Linked DNA regions of Mus musculus: regions 1 and 3 are each linked to region 2. Evidence: chromatin loops called from intact Hi-C (ENCODE). Cell type or tissue: heart. All regions are shown on one strand.

What was found. A loop is a pair of places that touch in the nucleus more often than their neighbours do. Peaks named below come from ENCODE experiments on the same cell type or tissue, not always from the same donor. Only the 100,000 strongest peaks of a DNase experiment are listed, where the experiment ranks them.
Region 1: it touches region 2 in a loop (5-fold over the local background); 22 of 42 quality-filtered maps call a loop at or near these places.
Region 3: it touches region 2 in a loop (6-fold over the local background); 7 of 42 quality-filtered maps call a loop at or near these places.

What each region holds. Positions count from the first base shown.
Region 1 is chr16:84,814,900-84,819,899 of GRCm38, reverse strand. It overlaps Jam2 (junction adhesion molecule 2), which reads right to left. Exons shown (of 10, transcript NM_023844.5): 6 at 4,632-4,731; 7 at 3,527-3,634; 8 at 1,125-1,140. It overlaps Gm46557 (a long non-coding RNA gene), which reads left to right. Exons shown (of 2, transcript XR_001781961.2): 2 at 2,327-2,622. Among named protein-coding and RNA genes, the nearest start is that of Gm46557, 5.4 kb to the left of the region's middle. In heart, a CTCF peak has its summit at 2,207 (motif pointing right); no DNase peak of the experiment used is centred here.
Region 2 is chr16:84,733,462-84,738,461 of GRCm38, reverse strand. It overlaps Mrpl39 (mitochondrial ribosomal protein L39), which reads left to right and starts at 3,218. Exons shown (of 10, transcript NM_017404.5): 1 at 3,218-3,308; 2 at 3,849-4,055. The coding sequence starts at 3,245. It also overlaps the pseudogene Gm26153. In heart, CTCF peaks have their summits at 906, 2,428 and 3,120; DNase peaks (open chromatin) are centred at 2,641 and 3,151; H3K4me3 peaks cover 2,190 bases; H3K27ac peaks cover 1,431 bases.
Region 3 is chr16:84,874,437-84,879,436 of GRCm38, reverse strand. No RefSeq gene overlaps it. Among named protein-coding and RNA genes, the nearest start is that of Gabpa, 42 kb to the right of the region's middle. In heart, CTCF peaks have their summits at 52 and 4,389; a DNase peak (open chromatin) is centred at 26.

The DNA of each region.
Region 1 (5,000 bases), 81 kb before region 2:
CCCCGAAGCCACACCCCATGTGACTCTCTTCCTACCAGCCTGAATCTGGATCAGTTGGTGGCTGAAAATATATCCCCTATACACTAACCCGTCAAGCACTCCGACACCACCACATCAGCGTACAGCATATGCCATGTTTGTCTTGGCTCCCTGGCTGTCATTCTGTAATTGACCTAACTGCTTTCACCTTTTCCCCCTTCAAGTTTATTCTTAACAGAGAAACCACGGTAAGCATTAAAGAATTAAAACGTTTAAAGCTGCTTACAGCCCTTCCTGGACTCCCAAATGCCTCAAAATCCTCAGAACTGCTGGGCAACGTCTCCACATAGTCTGCCTTCCTCTCCCCCCCACCCCCAGTACTTCCGTGTGCTCCCTGCCTCTCTTTCCCATACTGCTCTAGGCATGATGCTCATCTCCATATCATGAGATATCCTGAGCATCCTGACCTGGAGCTGTTTTGTTTTCCTCTCTCCCTTCTGCAAGAACACCATTATGGATATCTGCTTGGCTGGCTTCCTCCCTCAGTCTTCAGCAAACATCGCCTGTGTCCTTTCTCGATCCTGTATTTAAAATGACAGTCTCCACTCCCCGTCCTTGAATTCAATGCTTTCTTACTTGCTCTTTTCTCCCTCGTTCTTGTCACACACTCTGGAGTAGCACACTGTACAGGTTTAGTCATTTTCTGCTTAGTTGGTGCAATGGAAGCTCCACAATGATGCTAATTTTGATACTGATTTCCAATACAGATTTTGTGGGTGTTTGCCTCACCTTTTAAACTAATATGGTGGCTGCGCCTAGAGCAGTGTAGGGCACGAAACTGATTACATTTCAGTTAAGTGTGACAGTTGCTACGTGAAAGCTCATTTGAAAACTTAGTTTAGTTAGTGATACATAGCAATGTGTTTTTAAAGTTGTACTACTGAAATGTCCTCACAGTTAGAGACCATATGTCTCCTCTTGTCATTGACAGGTAGGCCCCAGACAGCAGAAGTATGTTTTTCTTGATGAAGCTAATTAGCTTCTCACAGGGTTACTCTAGACAAATAAACTACTTTTGCCATTTAACAGATGGTTAAAAACTAAAAGACAGGAAGAAAAAGTAAGCATTAAGAAAGAATACTTACTGGAAGGAAGTTTCTTCTGCAAAAGAATAGGTATATATCATTAATGCAAGAATTCATATGCAGCTCTAGCCACAATGGCTTTGGGTTGATTTTCTTTTAAGCCTTACCCGTTAACATTTGTACCTTCTAAATGCAAGTTTTCCTATAAAAGGCCATACACATACAGCAAATGTTTGGGCTTTGAGGGGCTCAGGGAGGGATAAAATCAAGGATGCTTTGGAGTTAGTTATATAACCAAGAAAATGAGCTTTCGAAAATGTCATTAAGATTTAAAGTATAATAATACTAACGTCTCATCAGCTTATAAATGAAAAGAATAGGAGTCTTCTCGTGTAGGGTTCACATTTCTTAGACTGTCTCAAGGCAGTGTTACTACTATTAAGTAATTACAAATTTGCCTTGCTAAAAAAATGAGCTTACAGGCCCTAGAGAAAGCCAGGTAGGGAACTGAGCCTGGTGGTGTAACCCTGGAATCCCATGTACTTGGGGAGCTAAGGCAGGGTGATCTTAAGTTCAAAGCCAGCCTGAGCAACTTAGTGAGACCTTGTCTCAAAATACAAAATAAAAGTTAAAAAAAAAAAAAAGACTGGCCTCTGATTCAAGTACTAACCAGGCCTAACCCTCATAGCTTCCAAGATCAGATGAGGTCCAGCACATTCAGGGTGGCATGGCCAATAAATATAATAAATACATAATAAAATTTTTTAAAAGGTTGGCCATGTTGTTTAGTTGCAGAGCAATTGTCTACCATGAACAATGTCCTGGGGTCATGCCTCAGTACCATAACACACACACCTGCCCAGTAAAGAAAAACAATATAAACTGGTCATGGACCAGTTTGCTAATTGATTTGCTAATTGCTAATATTGATTCCAAACAGAAGTTCAAAAATATGGTTCCCTTGGACAGGTTTTCTGCCATATGAAGAAGGAAGTAATAATCTAAGCTAATGAACAACTCCTAATACCCGTGTCGACTCTTTCAGTATTTTAAGAAAAAGATTTACTGATTCCTCATTTAAAAATCATCAGGTATTTTTCCTAAGTAGGTAAAAATGACAAGAATTTTGCATGATTTCCTTTACACTTTCACTACTGACCAGCAGGGGGACACCGCTAGAGTCTATTGATTGAATAGGATAGGCTAGGACAGACTGGGCTCTCATTCACAACACAGTTCACCCTTTTTCTTTCTTGATACAGGGTCTTAATTTGCAGACCACGTTGGCCTTGAACTTACGACGCTATTGCCTCCACCTCTGTGCGTGCTGTAATCCCCACATGTGAGCTCCATACCCAATAGCTATGCAGAAGGAATTACCTTGAATCAATTTTCATGGAAATATTTTTGATGTATAAATGCTAATGTATAATGTAGAAATGATGTATAACTACTTATAAATGATATTGGAAGCGCCTTTGGATTTTATTTCAATGTGAATCATTTTCAACCTAAATTCTAAAACTGATACCCATTATTAAAAGACGGCTCTAAAACATCTTCATGCTATAGTTTATTATTTCATTTAAAAATTCAACTTCATGTCCTTTTGTTAGGGCAGGAAGCTCTTGAGGTTTCATAGATTTAAACACAGGGACTGAAGGCATATATTAAGAGAATGAGATGTTTAAATCTCAAAAATTTACATCAGACCAATTGCTTAATCAAATGTAGTTTGAAGTTACAAGAGTTGACCAAGAAGCACGAAAAGCCTTGCCTGGAAGCAGCTCTAATTCCGTAGGGCCTGTGTATGCTCATTGGTTTTGTTTTGCAATGGTTTTGAAACAGGATCTCACTATATAGCCCGAACTTACTATTCTTACGACTCTGTGCTAGGACCACGGGGATATACCAACACACCCAACGAGGTTTCTAGCTGTGCCTAGCAGTTTTCTTTATCCTTGTATTAAATTAGATATTACACAGTTCTATACCAAAACATTTCACTGATGGCTTATTTTAATGAAATTATAAATTCATTGTGTTTTTATAATTATAATTATATTTATAAATTCATTATTATTTTTATAAAATAAGAAATTAATGCCTTTCCTGAAAGGCATAATTTCTAACATAAAATATAAGGACCTCATACCATATGTTACTGCACTATAAACATTTGTCTACACTGAATGTCTTTGTGCTGCTACGCTCTCAGGATGACGCTCACACATTCCATAGAGTTCCAGAATTTCACAAAAAGGACGTGTTATATGGTTGCCGAGGTGTATCACAGCGCATATGCACATCATTGTGAACGTTGTAGCACAGCAGCCATAAAAACACTCTCTCCAGAGTTGGTGGTAGAACTTCATGGGAGAAACAGTACCTTGAAAAGAAACCTCGCTATTCAGAAGAACATAGAGACTATCATGTATCTGAGAAGGACGAATTTAACTTACTTGAAAAGTAGCCTTTCCTCTGAGCATAGCATGTGCCAAGGCCACATACAGAAATCACGAAGGCCACCACCACAACCGTTGCTATGATGCCGCTTATGTTGAGAACATCTGGAATGTAAAATAAAGCATGTGTGGATTCTTGTTAAGGAGACGGACAGATGCTATTGTTAAATCCAACAGTCATAAAAACTCTCCTTGGTAGCTATGCCAATGACAACTGTGTGCTTCTGAAGCCTACTTACCTAGTTAATTTCAATTCATGGCTCAAATGGATTGGAAATATTCAGAGAACCAAGCTTTTACAAAATCTTAAATGTTAGGACCGGCAAGATGGCACAGTGCGTAAAGGTGCTGGCCATCTAGCCTGGACACCTGAGTTCCAGCCCTGAAACCTGCCTTTGACAGCTAGGGATCAAGCCTTTGGTTTGATCCTTATTGTTGTGGGTGGGAGGGGGTATGCTCTGAAACTCATATTTCCTAGAAAAGATTAACACTCTCACTCTCTTAATTCCAAAAGTCATTTTGTGAAATACAATATATTGTAGTTACATTTTGGACAGTCTAGCTTGAAAACTATTCCGTGTGTCTTTTGGAAAACCCAGCCTGCAATTAGTATAAGCTCAGTGTGTCAGGGCCTTGACTCAGCCCTCATCCATGACTTACTGACAGTGACCCAGGTGGCTAACACTCACATAGTGCTCACGGCACACGTATAGTGCTGCTGTGTTATTGTAGTGTGACTCCAGAAAGAAAGAGTCTCTGCTGCATGTATCAAGTCGGTGGGAGCAGTTTACGTGGGACCCCAGCAGTCCATACTATAGCACACTTAACAGTGATTTGCAAGACAGATTGCTTAGAAAAGCATATTTGATAAATGAAAAACATATATATATGCTAAATTGTCTTGCCATGATTAGAAGACAGACAGAAAGCAACAGTGTTGGGTTGGTTTTGTTTTTTGTTTTTTGTTGTTGTTGTTGTTGTTGTTTTAATATTAAGCTCATTTTAAACATTTCTTCCAGCGTGTCTGTCCCCTTGCTCCCTTACCTATCAGCTCTTCCATACTCTGTCCACACACACGTCCTTCTCAAGCCCCCAGGCTTACCTACTTGCATTCGCTTCCCAGGGCACCTGCGGTGTCCGACAGAGTTCCGGGCTTCGCAGTAATACTCTCCACTGTCCATCTTGGAAATCATGTTGAATTGCTATGTATACGAGGAAAAATAAACCGGCCCTTAGGCTGTCAGTCTATGAGGAGGCTCCTAATATGGAAGTTTGTCAACAAGGGGATCTGTCCTTCTGTAATGACCCAGAAATTTATATTTCTCTTGTGAATTGAGGTATCTACCAAAACCTGCAATGTCTGTAGTAGCCTGTTTAATTTGGCAGAGAAAGACAGGCATATCTGAGGAAGTCTGTTTCTCTCTTCTCCACTCCTCCTGGTGCCTTCAACAGTATCCCACTATGCCGCCCA
Region 2 (5,000 bases):
TGTTTATGAGGGGCATGTAAAATTCATATTACCTGCTCCTTAAATTACTTGATTTATAAAATTCAGCTTATTTCATGTGCTTCATAGAGCTGCAATTATAAGTACTATGGTTGATCCTTGGCCGTCTAATAAGTTCTAAAACCCATTACCATGTATACATTGAGGCTACAATCCCATTTCTCAGGAGCAGCTCCCAGTAAAACATTGAATGGATGTACGAGAGTTTAGCCAATTTCCAGTGGTGCCACCTTTGAGTAATGGATATAAGAAAACAAACTGAGCAATCCAGGGCAAGCAAGCCAGTAAGCATCACTCCTTCATGGCTTCTGCTTCAGTAAGTGCTTTTCCATTCCTGCCTTGGATTCCTGCCTTGACTTCCTCTAGAAGTGGAGTGTGACCAGAGAGTGGTAAGATGGAATCTTCCTCCTAAAGTTGCTTTTGCTCATCTTTAATTATAGTAATAGAAACCTTAACTAACACACAGGCATTTCTGCTGATTAAAATCCTAGCGTGCTGAACTCTGCCTGCCCCCAGCTTCATGCTGAGCTCTGTTCCTCCCAGAACGCCACTAAGATACTTCATACAACTTTTCCAGGCACAGACTCATACGTTTAGTATGTTGCATTTGGATCAAAAGAGTGAAAATATATGCGGGGCTCCCCACTTGTTCAGGAAACCATATGTATATTTGACACCATGGCCATCAGGAATGAGCCGCTTCTCATCAACCATTTCTTAAACTCATCTGCATTCAACTTGGTGCAACCTCATTCCTTTGGGATGTGGATCTTGTGATGGACAGGGAACTTGAGCTTCAGTCATGAGGCTTGATGTCCCATATTCTGCAGCTTGGTGCAGAATGACATAACAACCGACCTGGCAATGTGAATCATGGCCACTAGGGTTACCCAAAGGCATCACACATACCTGTCCAGAGCCTAGAATGGGACAGCATTGAGATCAGAGACTTGAATAACTGCCAGGAAATTGCCTCCAAGGTCCTTCAGAGCAACCCATATAGGCAACAGGCTCCATACACTACCAAGGAAGCTGCTGTTTGCAACCATCGCACACCATATCTCCATGGGGAAAGGACTAGTATATATGTCCAAATTCCTTATTGTAATTCTTGTTGTTACTAAAAGTTTTTCATAGTGTACTGTGCCTTTGAGTCTGTTCTTCAGTGTGTTCCCACTAACACCCACCAATTCAAATCACAGTGTTAGCAAAGAGTGGATTATCTGGGGAAAGGACTCAGCAAGTTTAGCAAGGAAGGGAGGGGAACAATTGGAAATGTTTAGTGACACGAAAGTACTGCAATGAATGAATCCTAATACTTCGAATGCTAAATTAAAAAAAAAAGGTGGGGGGGAAACTGTCATGAATTTGGGCAACAAGAGCCTCCTTAATGGTTGGTGGTACACGCCTTTAGACTTAGCACTCAGCAGGCAGAAGTGGGCAGATCCTGAGTTCAAGGCTAGCTTGGACTTTACTCCTGTCTCTAAGAGGAGGAGGAGGGAGAGAAGGAGGAGGAGGAGGGGGGAGGAGGAGGAGGAGGAGGAGGAGGAGGAGGAGGAGGAGGAGTGGCTCAGTTGTTCTTGCAGCGCAAAACCATCTGTAACTTCATTTCCAAGGGATCTGATGCCCTCTTCCGACCTTCTCTAGCACCAGGCAAGCATAGACAGGTATGCAGGAAAAAAATTATACATATTTTGAAGGAACTCTTGGTCAAAAGTCTATCTTGGGTAGGTCTCTCCAACTCTCCAAACGTTGCTTGGCAGACATTCAAGGCAGTTGTGTGGGTTAATAAACAGTTTTATAATTAGCATATATTCAGTACTTGTTGGTCAGTATCACCTGTGGCATCCTTCCAGCAAAATTACTTTCTGCGATAGTAGACGCTCCAATCAGCTGTGTGCAGATGTGCTTATGATTAATTTTTCTCAAGCTAACGTCCAGAGGATTGTTTTAAATGTGGCCGTGAACTATAGTTTTCGGGGTGGGGTGAAATGGACACAATCTCTAAAAGCTGTGAAGCTGAAAGCTTTCAGGGGAACCATAGAACATTTAAGGAAGAAACACACATGCACGCTCACACGCGCGCACACTTTTCCAGAGTTGATTTAGAACTTCTATTGTTAGGAAAAGGTGTGTTAAGTAGCTAAAGGCTTCTCCAGCTCCTACCTAAGCCTTCTTGAGGAGGGATTGCAGGCATCAGTCACTATTCTCGGCCGAGGACTTTACATGAGATAGGCCAGTACAATATTGAATGGTTGAATCCAAATTTATACTTACATGTCTTGCCTTAAAGATGAGGAAAGGTCTTAACACTTTCCCTATGCAATTGTAAACATGTATTATTTGGGCCAAGGAGACAGCACATTTGTGTGGCATAAAACATAGCATTTGTGACCGAGCTTACCCTTCCGCCTGGTGGCAGTGTGTGCTCCACCACAAGTTAAAAGTAGGGATCATGTGAAAATTCCTGACTAAATTTATAAAACTATATTGGTTCATTGGTTCAGCTTTGCAGAAGTAAAGAATGCTGCTCCAACGGGAACGTGCTGGCACCACAAAGGCGTTAGATGTAGCAGTGTGTTTTTACCAACCGTCATAACAAATATTTGCTGAGCTGCCAAGCACGGTTTGCGTTTCTGGGATACATCCAGGGACGAGACACAGATTCCCGGTTACTCCGTGCAGTCGTGCCTAGATCATTCGGAAAAGAGTTCTAGGACGTTCTTTGCAAAATCAACACGACGTGTTTCCAAGAGCCCAGGAACGTGGCCGACTAAACGGTGAACCGGGTTCAGCCCCACTGCAGCCGACCTGAAACTCACTTTTGCAAACCTCTTTTATTTCCACCCTCTAGAGTTGTACCCGGCGTGGCTGGCCAGACTGTCAAAGACGTAACGCAAAGAGTCCTCCTCTAATTTTTTTCTGCCGGGAATCTGGAACCCTCGTGAGACAAAGGCGCCTGTGTGACTCCTCTGTCCAATAGACACTTCTGCGACTCCTCAGGGCAGCCGGTCGTCCCCGAGCCAAGGACAAGACTCGCAGCGCGGCCAAGGGTGAGCCATCCAAGGAGAGGCGCGCATGCGCCCCCGCGTGGCTCGGCGCGCTCCTAGCATCCGGTCCCGAGCTGATCAGTCCTACGGAACCTCCGCCGCGGGTTCCGCGTTTCCGGGGGAAGAGGGACGAGAAGGACCGGGACGCCGAGCTACCTTGGCTACTTCGGGAAGCCATGGCTACCGCGGTGGGAAGGCTGGTTCTTCGGCGGCCCGGCGCGGGCGGCGGGGCTCGCTGGAGTGAGTTTTTTGTGTTCCCGGTGTGGGAAGACAATCTGGGGTGCAGGAATCAGGGAAAGAGAAGGGATGCGGGCATGGGCGGCTCTTGTGGGGGGTTTTAGGAGCCCCAGTCTTCGGCAAACATGTCCCCATCTCCCAGGGAGTGAGGACTCGCGCTTGCCTAGCCAAGTCCCTTGCTTTGGGGTGTGGAAGAAAAGTTCAGCATTTCTCATGCTAGCTATTGATCGTTTGGACACGGGGATTCCGCCTTCCTGGAGCGTTCTCCTCCCCTCCAGACCGTTTCCAACTACAACTTTGCTCTCCTTCCCAATCGAGTCTGGTTTTAGGACGCCACTGAGGAAATCGGTGGTGATGTGAGAGTAAATCAGAGCCCAGCGTTTTTGTTTTTTGTTTTTTCGTTGTTGGATCCTAAATTATTAACATTATAAAGTGGTTCAAGTTTGCCTCAGTCGAATTTTTGACTTATGTTCTGCAAAATTCTACCGTTTTCAATACTTGTTACAGGTCCAGAGTAAACTACGTACTTTGCTTTCTTAATAGGATTTATAGCGACGTCGCCAGCTGCCGAGCTGTCACCCACGGAGCTGACAGAAATGCGGAATGATCTGTTTAACAGAGAGAAAAGCAGGCAGTTATCGTTAACCCCCCGAACGGAGAAGATCGAAGTTAAGCATGTTGGGAAAACTGATCCCGGCACTGTCTTCGTGATGAATAAAAACATCTCAACCCCTTACAGTTGTGCCATGCGTAAGCAGCAGAACAATGTTGACCATTTTACACGCGCTGTGCAGAGCACTGCAGAGGGGAACATGCTGTCATTACTTGGCGAAGCTGTAGAATTTATTTGCAGCCATTTTGCCACCCACTGTCCCCTTTGTTTTGTGGGTACGGTGGGTATCGTAGCATTTCTCTGCTGTACAGGTTGTCTCCCTAGTTTGTCTGAATATGACTATGTAATATGCATGTTCTGGGAGCATTTATCTAGCAGGTCTCATTAAAGTATTTTGAGGGTTGTTTTTTTGGTTTGTTTTGGTTTGTTTTTTTCTTGAGTTTTCATTTATTCTACCTTTATCTTTTTAGTTTTTTTTTTCCCCCCGAGTATATGTCTCATCTCCTTCCTACTTGTCCCATGTTGTGGTTTTATCTAGTATAGGTACTAAATGTGTGAATGGAAACATAAGTATAGTGAATGCTGACGTTAATTGTTTTGTTTCTATTGTTAGAGAGGTCGTTGGCTGTAAAGGTACTGATAGGATTTGGATAGGGCTTCCATAGATAGGATATTTAAACTGAAATATCTCCCGAATAGTAGATAGGCACGGTTGGCTGTTGTTTAGCTTTTTAAAAGACTCTGTAATAGTACCATTAGGGTAATTGACAGCATTGGTTCTAGGTAAGGCTCTGATGTGTACTCAGTCTCCACTCTGGCAGTTAAACAAGCACTGGTGATAATGACTCATTTGATTTTCATGTATTTCGTAGCACATGCTGTGTGGTAGACAGTAGGGGATTATAGAGGAGAGTAAGACAAGCCTAAGGCCCTAATGGGACTCTGTACACACCATATGCAGAGATGAAGTTTCTGAGCCACCCCCATCACGACCTCTAAGACCTTTGTTATGGAACGTATGTACTAATTGATATGTCAGACTCTAGTTTGATAATTTTTGTGAATATGTGTAAAATATGTAT
Region 3 (5,000 bases), 140 kb before region 2:
TCTGACTTGTTTCAAACGGCACCCTGCCGACCTCACAGGAGGTACTGCAATTCAGCATTCAGACACTAGGGGTCGTATGGCCACAGGCTCTTGCTGAAGCATCTCTTTGCCCTTAGATCTGCTGTGTGAGAAACTTGTGTCAAACAGGAGCCCCAAGCAGAAATCCTGAATGACATATGCAGGCTAGAGGAGCCACACCAGGCTTTCCTTCTACGGTGAATTAACACTGGCCATTGGCTTTTCTGGATCGGTTTATGCCAGGATTGGCAAATTCCTATCTTCCTCAGCCTAGCTCGAGACACGCCAGGGTTCAAATCTACTTGTTGTATTTTTGTCTTGGAATGTCCCTATACCTTTCCTTTTTTTTTTTTTTTTTTTTTTTTTTTTGCATCTTTAGTCAGTCATTGACACATTTTCAGAAGAAAGAGTATCCCCTAAAGTGATGTTAGTGTCCATATGAGGGAGGGTCTGTGAATTCCGGATCAAAGGCCCTAAGGGTCTTAAAACTTGGTTTTAATGATGAGAATATTTTATGGTGTTTAGAATGTTTCAAGCGACATTGATATGTATCAGAAAACCTAGCTATGTTCTCTGGTGAATAAATGATGCGTTACAACCCCATGTCCAGTGGGACAATGACATAGAAAATGCACATAAACAAACTACTAGGTACTGTAGTAAGTGTGTTATGGTGGTTTTAAAAATGTGTGTGTGTGTGTGTGTGTGTGTGTGTGTGTGTATGTAGGCATACAATTGTCACATGACCCACATATGGAAGTCAGAGAACAACTGGCAGGAATCAGTTCTCGCCTTCCAACAAGTTGGTCCTGTGAATCTCACACAGCCTTGGTGGTAATTACCTTACACACTGAACCATCTCACCTGTTCTTTTCTCTTTTTTCTTTCTTTTCTTTTCTTTCATGTTGAAAACTGGGACACTTATCCACAAATCCAGTCTTCTCGCCTTTCCAAGAGCAAACGGTTTTGTTAAACCTCTTAAAGGCAGGTACAGAAATCCAGTCATGAGAACTCTCTGGTGGTGTGTTTTCCAGTCCTACTAGATGGAGTTCTCACTGGTGGGCCTTGGTGATAAAACCAGACAGGAATCTTAATTCTATATAGCAATTGCTTATGAGGGGAAATGAATCTCTCCCCTAGGAAGAAATTCTTTTTCTTAAAACCTTCCTGATTTTAGATTACTGGTGTCTCAACTCAGATACAGTACCTCTGACCTTCCCTTTAAACCACACCCTGCGAGAGCTCATGGAGGCAGTAGTCATGTCCTATCCAGAACACGGGATTGACAAAGGGCATGGCAGTGCATGCCTTCAGCCATGGCACTGGGGAGATGGAGGCTGGAGGATCTCTGTACCTTGGAGTCCAGCCTTGTCTGCATAATGTGATCTAGGATGTCCACGGGTGCTCAGTGACACTATGCCTCAAGAGTCAAACAGAGCCGGGCAGTGGTAGCGCACGCCTTTAATCCCAGCACTCGGGAGGCAGAGGCAGGCGGATTTCTGAGTTCGAGGCCAGCCTGGTCTACAAAGTGAGATCCAGGACAGCCAGAGCTATACTGAGAAACCCTGTCTCGAAAAACCAAAAAAAAAAAAAAAAAAAGAGTCAAACAGGATGAAGTACTCTTCCCCCCTGTTCCTGCTTTTATGGTTTTTATCTGCATCCTCTTATATGATATTCTCTGAGCATTGGTGGGGGTGAGGGGCTGATTAAAGGGTCCTATTTAGGGTACAGCTTGCTACAATACTGATCTGCCTGGCAAGATGTGATAACTGGTATAGTGCTAGTATCAAAAATAGGGTAACTCTATTTTTGCTGGATTTGATATTTGTTCCACAGGAAAGAATTTCAGATCTGGAACTAAAACACTCATCACGAATCCATGGCTTGGGAAACCCTGGGTCTTAGGTTGGAACCTATTGTTATTTTGCTAAGTGGTCACATTCCCTTGAGCCTTTACAGCTCATTTCAATATTTCAGCGACTGATCAGAAATACGGTCAGCCTTCCATCTCTACAAGGTCCAGACCAGCAGCTTCAACCAACTGTGTATAAAAATTGTTTGAAAAATTACATCTGGCCAATCATGACATACCAATCATGACATAAACGCCGATAATATCAGTACTTGGGAGGTGGGGGCCCAAGGGTCGGGAGTTCAAGGCCACCTGCAGCTATGCAATGACTATAAAACCAATCCTGGGCTACAGAGAATGTTCAAAACAACAACAAAAAATGTTTTATCTGATAGTTGTTGTGGATTTCGTCTAATGCTTATATTATGTTAATTGGGTTCCCAAAATTGCACAAGATGATGAGGGTCCCTGCCCCCAGTTGGTTCTGATTGGTGAATAAAGTGGCCGGCAGCCAATGGCTGAGCGGTGAGACAGAGGCAGGACTTTAGGATTCGTGGGCAAGGGGACCTACAGAAGGATTGAGAACTGCCACGACAGGAAAGAAGAAGGACGAGGCCTAAGAAGTGCAGAAGAGAGAGCAGGGAAAAAAAGCCCCAGTCCCTACCCCCACCCATTGGGTCTAGGACAGTAAGTGTAACTCAGGGATATTGGGAAGTGTAGCCATGTGGAGTTCTGGGAGTGACCCAGCCATTGAGCTGTTAAGGCACATTAAACAGTGTGTGTGTGTGTGTGTGTGTGTGTGTGTGTGTGTGTTTGTGTCTGTGTGTCTGTGTGTGTGTCTGTGTGTGTCTTTCATTCAGGAACCCAAAACATTGGGGCGAGTATCGAGAAACACGCCCCTGCCTAGTCGATTTGAGAGGTTAATTGACAACTGCTAACAGTTAGTGACCAAAAACAAACCATTTTCCTGTCACTACCCCTAAATGGCACCGTTAAACAATCATTTACAGAGTGCTCACAACGTTCTATGTATTAGTCTAGAGGCGACCTAGGGAGTTTGTGCTTGTGTTATATGCAAATTCTTGCCCTATGAGTGTTGCGCACCCTCAAAGTCCGGTGCCTGTGTCTGGAGTCATTCCCCATGGACAGCAGAGGACAGTCGTCTGGAGGGTTGCTACAAGACTATCCAAGATGCAGGTGTCTTTGGCACAAACCCCTCCTCAGGCTTCTCTCTTGGGCCACTGAGCCTCATCAGCAGGGTCCTCCAGCCTCTTGACAGGGACGTACATGCTGAACACAGTGCTCATGCTCTGGCAGAATTCCAAATGAATGCTGTTTCCATGGGGAGCACCGTCGTCAACTCTCGGATTCCAAGGCTGTGTTGTGTGTTGCCTCCATGCCTAGAATTCCCTTCAACTTCACCCAGACCCTTCTTCCTTCAGTGGAGCCATTCAACACCTCGACAGGAACAACAGAATTTTAAACAGATAAAATCCTCTAAGTTTAAGAAGGAGGAGGTGAGGAATAACTGCCCACTAAGCCAAGGTTTAAACGTGAATAATACTGTGTTCATAAGAAAACAAAAAATCACCTTTCGCACAAAGCGTGACACCAAGCACTGGTCTCTTAAACGAGACCCTCCTTGGAAATGATATCCCTGCGGAGACAGGTTTCATAACAGACAACATTTGTGTAGCTTCAACTCCATCGCTTTGTATGTGTGAGCAGCGCAATATGCTCTGCAGGGAGTGTGAAGGAATACATCTGTTTACCTCCTTGCACAGCTGAGTAAGATCTGAAAAATATGTTTTCCCATTTCAAAGGGGAGAAAAAAAAACCCAGGGAGTCCTTGTTGATGAACAGTTTTTAGTTACATAAATTTCTTTACCTTGCCATTTAGACTACATGTGTGACTACCAAAACAGCTGGCGGGGCTCAAGCACACACTGTTTATTTTGGAGCTGTGATGCGGCCAGGCAGACATTTTTAATCCTAGAATTTTCAGCCACTTTGAACTGGGGTAACTGTTCTTAATAAACAACCCTGGGCTTGCTTCGGACTTTCCTGTCGTGTCCTGGTGACATGGAGGGAGAAGGATTGGACCTCAACCCATTGCTGGAAAGGTAGCCTGCGGCTTCCCTCTACAACTGTCTGCCAAGCTCAGATGCCAGCCAATGAGCTCCAACGCAGGGAATCTGCGAGTGACTGCAATATGACACAGGCTGATTTAGTGACTTATGCGCTGCGTCACTGCGAAGGCCAGTGATGCCGACCACCTGCAGAATCACTACAGCTTAGTCTGTACGTTTGTTGTGCCGGCTCATCAGCTCAGGCACAAGCGTTCTCCCCGTCACTGAGTCCAAAGGAAAACAGCCGCCACCACACATTTATCGTCATCTCCAAAATGTGTCCCTGTCCTTTTGCTTTGGCCACGCTTTCCGATTTGCATCCTTCTTCCTCTCGCGTCTCGTGCCAGCCGAGGATGCCTTAGCCACAGTGACCTCAGCTGGAAAACTCTGGAACTGGGACCTCGCCTTATCCCAGAAACCTCACTCTCATGGTTTCATTTTTATTATTTAGACATATAACTCAATAATAGTAGCCAGATAAGCAGCATACAAACTCCAGTTGAATTAGGGGAGAAGGGCTTATCAAAAATTCAATAGAAAGAATAAAAATAATTTTAAAGGTGTATGTGAGTGGCCATGAGATATGATTAAATACTTTGAGACATTTATTGATGAGCATGTGAAATTGATCCCTAGCCTTCTGGTTTTTAAAAGTGGATTTCTTTTTAAGAATCATGACACAAATTAATAGCCAGTTATAGTACTTTCAGATTGTATTATTTAATGCCTCAAAATTACCACTTTTCCTCTGCAGCGGTGGGAGCATGGATCCTGTGTCTGCTTCCTGAGCTTCATTCAAGTATGCGTTTTCAGACATCAGTAGGCTGTGTCCTCAAGGCAGTGAGCCAATAAGTGTGGGAGAACCTTCTATGTACCCCCTCAAATGGTACCTGATAGCTGTGTTCTATGTTCTGCAAACTCTGTTTTTTAAAAAGATTGAATGATTGATTGATTGATTGATTCATTCATTCATTTATATGTATGAGTGCTCTATCTGCATG